Regions from separate parts of the Homo sapiens genome. Here region 2 is linked to region 1. A link is an interaction called in ENCODE POLR2A ChIA-PET data of the cell type or tissue named here. Cell type or tissue: Panc1. All regions are shown on one strand. Links, peaks and the distances in the headings refer to the core of each region. The heading gives the core; the rest is flanking DNA.

Region 1 (5,357 bases), core at 207-5,206:
ATGTTTTTGTCAAATTAATTTTGACATTCCCCAGATAACAAATAGCTTGCTGAATTTCAAATGTGATACTTTGTGGGGTGGGAATTCATGAGACATTTTACAGCAAAGGATTTCTGGAAATAGTGGAATAAAACCAGGTAGAATGAACACTGTTATATGGAGAAAGGGTTTTAATCAATTACATCATTTGGCTGCTAATAATATGTTAAATGAGGAAAAAAACATAAAATGGAGCAATGCAAATACATCAATGAACTGCATAAAACTCAATAGGGTGAGATGTCACAGAAACCTCTTTTCCCTCATTCCCCACTTTCTATCAGTTACCAAGTTAATCAATTAGAAATTGCCAATTGTCATGTCCCACTGACATGGCCTGGTTCAAGCATTCATTATCTCCATGCTAGATTGTTATCCATTTCATCTGTATTTCATCTCCTCCAAGGTGTGAGGTATTTTAATTATGACAAAATCTTTCTACTGAAATGAAATCTAGTTGCTCATATATACCTTCTATTCATGGGTCTTAATGCTACATTTTGCAATGCCATCCACCAATTACTCTTGACAAATATTTAAATCTTGCTGTCATGTTCTTGCCTAAATATCGGGATCTTCTACCATGCTGATCATTCCCTCTCAATATGCTCCCCTTTTAAAGTCAGCACTCAGAATGAGAGGCAGCTTTACCAATACTGAGCAGGAAAAGCCTAGTATTTCCTTTATTCTGGACACAGGTACAAATGCGACCTAGATTTTCATTAACCTTTTGACATTGTTATCACATGCTCAATTCACACGGAGCTTCGTTAACCAAATACCCAGCCATTTCATGTGATCCATCATTACTCTCTGCTCTTAGGCTATTTACTTAAACAGCTGATATTTATGAATTAGGGGCAGGAATTTACTTTAATTCATATTGATTTTTGTCTCCTCTAGAGATTGATTTTCATCCATTATTCCACAGTTTTAAGAATAACTGCCCAGATAAGCATGCTGTCACCAGGCACACATTTCTTCATTTTGTATTTAAATACATTTTTTCCCCACACATCTTGCTAAAATCAAAACACCAAAAATGTCTGTGGCCCTCTCCTATTCTGTCAATCTAACAACCTCCATTGAAAAAAAAGTAATGTATTCAGTTTGGGATGACTTATTTTATTGAACTCATCATGTTGGCTCCTAATGACCTTTTTTCTAATATTCACAAACCATCTGCTTAAACATCTCATTCTGGAATATGGAGATTAGTGCTTCAGCTCCAGTGTCTCCATTTATGGGAATTTAGCCTATGCCCAACTTCTACCCTAACTTCACCCCTTTTTGAGAACTGTCACATTTGCCCCACTAGATTCTGGCAGCTGTCCCAGTCCCTGTATCACCTTGAGATGACCGGCTGCACTTCCCAAAGCAAATCTACAAGCTCTTTTAATACCCTGGTTAACTCATTTGGAACAATTATACTCCTTTCTAAAATATTCTTGGGCAGCATGAGCTTCTGTAGACTTCACCAGACCTTTAACCATTATCAATCTAAAGTTCACTTTCACTAACAGAAAAGACAAAAGTAATATAGAAGCTAGTAAGCTGTTTTCTCATTCATCTCATACAGTTAAACTGACTTCCTTAAACTGTGGGCTGACCACTGCTTCTTCATCATCTCACATAACTCAAAAATCAATCAATCTCTCTGATCATGCTAAGCATTTTTTCACAAGCCTTGACTCACTTACTCAGGACTTTCATTTTACACTCACATTTTTAGGCTAAGAATGGAAAAAATAAGATTAGAGTGTTCAAGAGGACTATTAGTACAGAATGATCATTTGTTAGCCTTCTGAGTTAAATTGGCTTTAGCAGGTCTTGTCTGGCTGGGCCCAGCAACTTAATCACCATTTATGACTGTTTCTCTGGGAAAATAACATTCTGTATTCCAAAAAATTTCTAAATGACATCTTCACATGTTAAACTGCTGCACTTTTGCTCATACTCCCCAATCCTAACAAATCCATAAATTTAGCTTTTGACTCAGCCACATACAGCAAATAAATATTCCTCCATATTCAGACAAAAATGCACATTCCATCACCTTCGGTTCTTGAATGCACAAAAAGCTTTCAGCCTTGAGATGCCATGTGAATTCCTACCACAGCAAATGGGCCAATTTAGCAATTCTTACTAGCCAGTTTCTCTCTGATCTCATTTCCCCCTTTTCAGAGTCCTTTTGCCAAATTAATGTTCCTTTGTTTGGTTTTCTTTTTTGGTTGAGTTTCTTTTTTAGTTTGGCAAGCTTAAGGCCAAAGACACAAGGCAAAGTCATCATATTTCTTTGTAAGTCCAAGTGAAAAAATGCTTAACCAAGAGGGTACTGCCTTATTCTCAGACTTTCTGATCCTGAAGATCTGGAAGTCTGTGGGCAGACCTTGAGAGTTTAGTTGGGTTTCTGGGATTAGCCAAGAAAGGTCTTGGATTGACCATAAAATAGACCAAAATATTTTTCAATAGCCCTAACACCAATTCAGTTGCTTCAGAAATAACCAAAACAAAGTCTGGACTACTCAGGGAAAAAAAAAAAAGGTGAAAATAGATCCTTGAACCCACTTTGAGACAAAACCTGCAAGTAAAAATTTGTAGACCTGTGGGTAGCTGGCTCTGATTCTCTCATACCTTTCACACCTCAGGGCAAGGAAGTAAGATTAATGTTCTTTTCCCAAGTGCCACTTCCAGACCATTACTCCTCAATGTTCTTGGAAGAAAATTCATTTCAGGTCCATGTGAATAGAATACAACCCCAAAGCTTCCTAAAGTCTATAATTTCCAAATTCCCAGCTGCTGCTCCTGGTTCACTGAAATTCTGATTCTGGGCTCACATGTTCCTCTCCAATGTGTGTCCTTCATCAGACCAGGACCTATGCATCCAGAGACATGACATGACCAATGCATTCTGGCCTCTCAGTAGCCTCACTTCTTACTGCCAATCACCTTCTCCCTTTCATGCACTAATGCCATAGTCCCACCCCAGCCCTTGCCATCCTGAAAAATTCAAGAAGCATTTATTTAAGAAATATTCAAAAAGAACTTATTTAAGAATCCCTCTTTCTGACCACAACTACATTACCTACTCATTTCACAAGACCCCAGGGGCCCCTCGACTTTTTCTAATCAATCTGCCAACCCTCTTCTTTCTTCCCTTCCTTCCATCTTTAGGGCCACATTCCAGAGCACACTGTTTCAGTGACATCTTGCCAATATTGTACTCTCCATAATGTCCATCTACAAAGCCCCAACTCTGGCTGAGGGCTGCTATCTGCTTTCTTGCTGTCTGAATGATGCTGGAGAAAGCCACACAGCAGGGCAGTGTGGTAGGACTATAAATTCAGGATCATCAGCCCCACACAGGCCCTGGCCACAGCCCAGAAATCCTAAAACTTTTTCCAGGTTGCTCTAGTTAGCCTACTCTCTCACTCTCCAAATTGGTTAAATCAAACTCTGCCTATTCTACACTTGCTCCCCTCAAGCTGGATTTGAATGGGAAAAACACACAACCACCCAACCCTGACCATGACCACTACCATTGAGTAGGCTCTCATTGCTGCCAGCAATGACATTCCATTTCCCCTGTGCATTCACTTTCCCACTCTTCCAGATGAGTGTCTCACCCCTTTCTCCTCACTTCGGATCCCATTTCCCTCTTCAATCTTAGCTAATGCCTTGCTTTCCATTTCACTGGTGAATGAAAACCAATCAAGAAAAAGCTTCCGCAATCTCCTATCAAATCTACTGAACTAATTTCATCTGTGTCCCAATATGCTGGCTTCCCTCTTACTTCTAAGAAGGAACAGTCCCTACAGCTATGGCCAATCCCTCCACTTATAGACGGGATTCCCTTCTTGCCCTCTCAGGGACATTATTCCAGTAATCCTTCCCTCTCACTCTTGCATCATCAGATTTTCTCTCCCTACTGAACTGCTCCCACTACCTGACAAACAGTAATTCCTGCCATCTTAAAACTCTCTTCACGGTAATCACCCTTCCGGGTACTACCCCTTTTCTCTGTGTTCTTGCTTGGCAAAAAAAAAAAAAAAAAAAAAAAATTACACACACACACACAGACACACACACGGAAGTGTTACCTAAATTCTCTGTATCCAGTTCCTCTTCTTCCATTCTGTTTTGAATCCTTTCTAATAAGGTTTGGATTCTACCACTCAACCCAAACCCCTCCTGTCATGGTCTTTTCCCTATTGTTAAATACAATGGTCAATTCTCCATCATCAGAATGTGGTCATTCCTTCCTACTTTATACTTTCTTCACTTGGCTTCCAAGACTCTTCACTTTCCTCCCACCTCACTGGCTCCTCCTGGCTCAGCTTGTCCTGCTGATTTTTCCTCATCTCCGTGACCTGTAAACACTGGTGCCCCCGGGCTCAGTCCAGCATCTCCTCTCTATTCTATCTCACTCCTTTCCTTGCTGCTCTCATTTCGTCCCATGGCTTTAAACATCACCTGTGTGCTGACAACTCTCACATCGGGGGTTGGGCCCCCCTCTTTAACTCTTACTCCAGGTTCACATATCCCACTGCATACTGACTTCTCCACCTGAATGTCTCAAACTTTACATATCCAAAACAGAATTTTGATTTTTCTCCTGCATATCCTCTCCCCAAACTGCTCCTTCCACAGACTTCTGGGTCAAAAACTTAGAGTCATTCCTTGACTGCTCTTTCTCGCACAGCTCACATTTGATCTGTCAACAAATTCTATTGCTTCTACCCTCAGAATGTATTCAGAATTTGAGTATGTCTCTCTATCACCATAACTAACACTCAGGACCAACCCACCACCATCTCTCATTTGGATTCCTGAGAAAGTCTAATAGGTCTCTCTGCCCCTGCTCTGCTCCTCCATAATCTATTCTCAGGACAGCCCAAGGGATCCTATGAAAACAGGGCAGTTCAGGTTGCTCCTCTGCTCAAAATCTGCCAGTTTACCCTCCAAAGGCTCACCCTCAAATGACTTCCCAACTCAGAGTAAAACCAAAGTCTTTACAATGGCCTATGAAGTCCTCATATCTATTATTCTCTCGATCTTTCATTCTACTCCAGCCACAGTGGTCTTCCATTTCCTTAAATGTATCTAACAAACTCACCTACCTCGAAACCTGTTTATGCTACTCCTTCTGCTGGGAATGCTCTTCCTCCAGATTTCCAAAGAACTTGCTCCAGCAGCACCTTGAGGTTTTTTCACTTGGAACTTCTCAGTGAGATATTCCCTAAACACCCTATTTAAAACTGTCACCACCCCCCCAACACATACACACAAATAATCCCTACTTTTTCTCTACAGGATTA
Region 2 (5,357 bases), core at 238-5,237, 100 kb after region 1:
CTGTAAAGGACATGATTTGGTTCTTTTCTATGGCTGCATGGTATTTCATGGTATATATATATACCACATTTTCTTTATCTAGTCCATCATTGATGAGTGTCTTGGTTGATTCCATGTCTTTGCTGTTGTGAATAGTGCTGCAGTGAACATACCAGTGCATGTTCATCTTTTTAGTAGGACGATTTATTTTTCTTTGGGTGTTTAACCAGTAGTGGGATTGCTGGGTTGAATGGTAGTTTTGAGTTCTTTGAAAAATCTCCAAACTGCTTTCCATAGTGGCTGAACTAATTTACATTCCCACCAGCGGTGTATAAGCATTACCTTTTCTCTACAACCTCAACAGCATCTGTTGTTTTTGACTTTTCAGTAATGTCCATTCTGACTGGTGTGAGATGGTATCTCATTGCAGTTTTGATTTGCATTTCTCTAATGATTAGTGATGATAAGCATTTTTTTCATATATTTGTTGGCCACGTGTATATCTTCTTTTGAGAAGTGTCCGTTGATTTCCTTTTGCATGTTTTAATGGGATTGTTTCTTTTTTGTCTGTTGAATTAAGTTCCTTACAGATTCTAGATATTAGACCTTTGTCTGATGCATAGTTTGTAAATAATTTCTCCCATTCTGTAAATTGTCTATATACTCTGTCGATAGTTTCTTTTGCCATGCCAAAGCTCTTTAGTAGGTCCCACTTGTCAATTTTTGTTTTTGTTGCCATTGTTTTCTGGGACTTAGTCATAAATACTTTGTCAAGACCAATGTCCAGTATGGTACTTTCTAGGTTTTCTTCCAGGGTTTTTATTGTTCTAGGTCTTACATTTAAGTCTTGAATCTGTCTTGAGTTAACTTTTTTATGTGGCGAAAAGAAATGGTCCAGTTTCAACTTTCCGCATATGACTAGCCAGTTATCCCAGCACCATTTATTGAATAGGGAGTCCTTTCCTCATTGTTTGTTATTATTGACTTTTTAAAGATCAGGTGATTGTAGATATGTGGCTTCATTTTGGGGTTCTGTATCCTATTCCATTGGTCTATATGTCTGTTTTTGTACACATCATGCTCTTTTGGTTACTATAGCCTTTGGTTTGAAGTCAGGCACTGTGATGTTATTTGTTCTTTGTTCTAGCTTTGTTATTTTATTTATTTTATTTTATTTTAGTTATTTTATTTTATGTTATTTTATTTTATTTTATTTATCTGAGACGGAGTCTCGCTCTGTTGCCCAGGCTGGAATGCAGTGGCCTGATCTCGGCTCACTGCAACCTCCACCTCCTGGGTTCAAGCCATTCTCCTGCCTCAGCCTTCCAAGTAGCTGGGACTACAGGTGCACACCACAACACCCAGCTAATTTTTATATTTTTAGTAGAGATAGTATTTCACCATGTTGGCCAGTCTGGTCTCGAACTCCTGGCCTCAAGTGATCCACCTGCCTCAGCCTCCCAAAGTACTGGGATTACAGGTGTGAGCCACCACACCCAGCCCAGCTTTGTTATTTTTGCTTCGGATTGCTTTGGTGATTTGGGCTCTTTTTGGTTTCATATGAATTTTAGAATACTTTTTTCTAATTCTGTGAAAAATAGCTGATAGATTGACAGGAATAGGATTTAGTCTATAAATTGCTTTGGGCAGTATGGCCATTTTAACAATATTGATTATTTCTATCCATTAGCATGGAATGCTTTTCCCTTAGTTTGTGTCATCTCTGATTTCTTGCTGCAGTGTTTTGTAATTCTCATTGCAGAGATCTTTCACCTCCTTGGTAAGCTCTGTTCTTTGGTATTGTATCCTTTTCTTTTAGTAGTTACTGTAAACGGGATTCCTTTCTCTCTTTTTTGTTCTTTTTCTTTTTTCTTTCTTTTCTTTTTTTTTTTTTTTTTTTTGAGATGGGGTCTCACTCTGTCACCTAGGCTGGAGTGCAGTGGCAAAATCACAGCTCACTGTAGCCTTGACCTCCCAGGCTCAAGCTTTCCTCCTGTCTCAGCCTCCTGAGTAGCTGGGACTACAGCCACATGTCACCATGCTTTGGTAATATTTGTTTTAATTTTTATAAAGAGGGTCTGCCTGTGTTGCCCAGGCTGGTCTTGAACTCCAGGGCTCAAGAGATCCTCCTGCCTCAGCCTCCCAAAGTGCTGGGATTACAGGCTTGAGTCATGTGCCCAGCCAGGATTGTGTTCTTGATTCGGCTCTCAGGTTGGCTGTTATTAGTGTATAGAAATGCTGCTGATTTTTGTACATTGATTTTATATCCTCAAACTTTTCTAAAGTTATGTATCATCAGTTCTAGGATCCTTCTGGCAGAGTCTATGGGGTTTCCTAGGTATAGAATCAATCATCTGCAAAGAGAAATAGTTTCATTCTCTCTCTTCCTCTTTAGATGCCTTTTATTTCTTTCTCTTGCCTGATTGCTCTAGCTAGGACTTTCAGTACTATGTTGAATAGAAGCAGTAAGAGTGGGCATCTTTGTCTTGTTCCAATTCTCAACAGAATGCATCCAGCTTTTTGCCTGTTCGGTATGATGTTGGCTGTGAGTTTGTCATATATAGCTCTTATTATTTTGAGATATGTTCTTTTGATATGTAATTTGTTGAGGGTTTTTAATATGAAGCGATACTGAATTTTATTGAAAGCCTTTTCTGCATGTATTGAGATGATCATGTGGTTTTTGTTTTTAATTCTGTTTGTGTGGTGAATCGCATTTATTGATTTGTGTTTGTTGAATCAACCTTGCATCCCAGGAGTAAAGCCAACTTGATGATGGTAAATTAACTTTAATGTGCTACTGGATTCAGGGATGACTGGTTTTTAAGACTTGCTTGTCAGAGAGTTCACTCTCATGGTGCTTCTTAGCAGGCGCCTCTGTTTCTTCCTGCGAAGGCCTCTCCACAGGCTGCTTAAGTGTCCTCATGGCATGGTGCAATGCAGCGGAGTAGATGAGATGGAAGCCAGAATGTCCTTTATGACCTTGCCTTGTAAGTCACAAATTGTCTTTTCTGCTATTGGTTACATGTGTCAGTCTGCTGTATAAACTGTAGGAGGGGCTGATGCAAGAGCATGAATACTAGAGGCGGGGACCACTGGGAGCATCTCGGAGGCTGGCTGCCACACATTTCCACTATCTGTGTTCTGACTCATACTGCCATCATTCTTCATTCAATTGTTTATTCATTCAACAAATATTGGCCAGGCAATAATCCCAGCACTTTGGGAGGCCGAGGTGGGTGGCTTGCCTGAGCTTAGGAGTTCAAGACCAGCCTGGACAACATGGTGGAACCTATCTCTTCTAAAAATACAAAAATTAGCTGGGTGTGGTAGCGTGCGCCTGTAATCCCAGCTACTCAGGAGGCTGAGGCAGGAGAATCACTTAAACCAGGGAGGTGGAGGTTGCAGTGAGCCAGGATCACGCCACTGGACTCCAGCCTGGGTGACAGAGTGAGACTCTGCCTCCAAAAAACAAACAACAAAAAACCCTCAAATATTTACTGAGAACTATATGCTGGCCACTTTCATGGATGTTGGGGATTCAGTAGTTAAAATGAAAACAGACCACTTTGCTGCCCTCATGACCTTCCATTCTAGTGAATAGAGACAAGTAAATAAGTATATGTCAGGAGATGACAGGTACTAGTGAGAAAAATGAAGCAGGGCCAGAATGATAGAGAATGATGACTGAGGAAGGACCTTGTGTGGGGTGGTCAGGGAAAGCCTCTGATAAGCTGACATTTTAGCAGAGATCTGAAAGAAGTAACAGAACAAGACATGTAAGTACCCGCGGGAATAGGGTTTTAAGAAGAGAGAAATACAAAGGCCAGAGCCTTGAGGACACTCATGCTTAGTGTCTTCAAGAAGAGCAGAAAGGCCATGGTGACTGTGGTATAATGTCTTAGTTCACTTTGTGCTGCTATAACAGAATACCACAGACTGGATAATTTATGGTAAAAAAATGTATTAACTAATATTTCTGGAGGTTGCAAAGTCCAAGATCAAGGGACTCACATCTGGAGAGGGCTTTCTTGCTGCCATCCCATGGTGGAAGGTGAAGGTCAAAATAAGGTAAAGCATGAGACGGTATTGAACTCATCCTTTTAAAATAAACTCACTCTCGGCCAGGCGCGCTGGCTCATGCCGCCTGGGAGGCTCAGTTGGGTGGATCACAAGGTCAGGAGTTCAAGAACAGCCTAGCCAAGATAATGAAACCCCATCTCTACTAAAAATACAAAAGATTAGCTGGGCGAGGTGGCAGGCGCCTGTAATCCCAGCTACTTGCGAGGCTGAGGCAGGAGAATCGCTTGAACTTGGAGGGCGGAGGTCGCAGTGAGCTGAGATCGCGCCACTGCACTCCAGCCTGGGTGACAGAGTGAGACTCCATCTGAAAAATAAAATAATAACAATAATAATAAACTCATCCTCAAGATAATGGCGTTAATCCATTAATGAGGGTGGTGCCCATGACTCAGACACCTCTCATTAAGGTCCTGACACTACTGCACTGTGGACCAAGATTTCAACATATGACTTTGGAGGACACATTCAAACCATAGTGCCTACTGGTGGAGGAGGAGAGTGGTAGGAGATGGGGTCAAGGTTGGTGAGAAAGAGGGAGTGCTACTAATCACTTTGGGCCATGTGGGGCAACAGAAGGACTGGTGATTTTACTCTAAATCACATGGAAATCATATTTGAAATAGATGGGTGGCATTATTTAACATATTTTAAAAGGATCTTTCTGACTGCTTTATGAAAAATGGACTGTAGAATAGCAAATGTAGTCACAGAGAGACCAGTTGGGAAACTAGTTGTATAATATAGTGAAGCGATTGGCTGGGCGCAGTGGCTCACGCCTGTAATCCCAACACTTTGGGAGGCCAAGGTGGGCAGATCACCTGAGGTCAGGAGTTCGAGACCAGCCTGGCCAACCTGGCGAAACCCCATCTCTGCTAAAAATACAAAAATTAGCCGGGTGTGATGGTGCATGCCTGTAATCCCAGCTACTCGGGAGGCTGAGACGGGAGAATGGCTTGAACCTGGGAGGCAGAGATTGCAGTGAGCTGAGATCGTGCTGTTGTACTCCAGCCTGAGCAACACAGCAAGACTCTGTCTCAAAAAAAAAAAAAGACATATATATATAGTTTATTCAGAAATATATCCAGAATATGTATAGTCTATTCAGAAATATATCCAGAATATATATATGTATATATATGTATAGTGAATACATTTATGGTCTTTTCAGAACATATATATATATATGGAGTCTATTCAGAAATATATCCAGAATATATATATGTGTGTGTGTGTGTGTGTGTGTGTGTGTGTGTATATATATATGTGTGTATATATATAGTACACATATATAGTGT

The links. Peaks named below come from ENCODE experiments on the same cell type or tissue, not always from the same donor. Only the 100,000 strongest peaks of a DNase experiment are listed, where the experiment ranks them.
Region 2: POLR2A ChIA-PET joins it to region 1 with 8 read pairs; 4 of 35 experiments call an interaction of 5 or more read pairs at or near these places.

The regions. Positions count from the first base shown.
Region 1 is chr12:45,306,792-45,312,148 of GRCh38, reverse strand. All of the region lies in intron 2 of ANO6 (anoctamin 6), which reads right to left. Among named protein-coding and RNA genes, the nearest start is that of ANO6, 93 kb to the right of the region's middle. In Panc1, for the core only: no CTCF peak of the experiment used is centred there; no DNase peak of the experiment used is centred there.
Region 2 is chr12:45,206,963-45,212,319 of GRCh38, reverse strand. It overlaps the pseudogene PLEKHA8P1. Among named protein-coding and RNA genes, the nearest start is that of ANO6, 6.5 kb to the left of the region's middle. In Panc1, for the core only: no CTCF peak of the experiment used is centred there; no DNase peak of the experiment used is centred there; H3K27ac peaks cover 386 bases.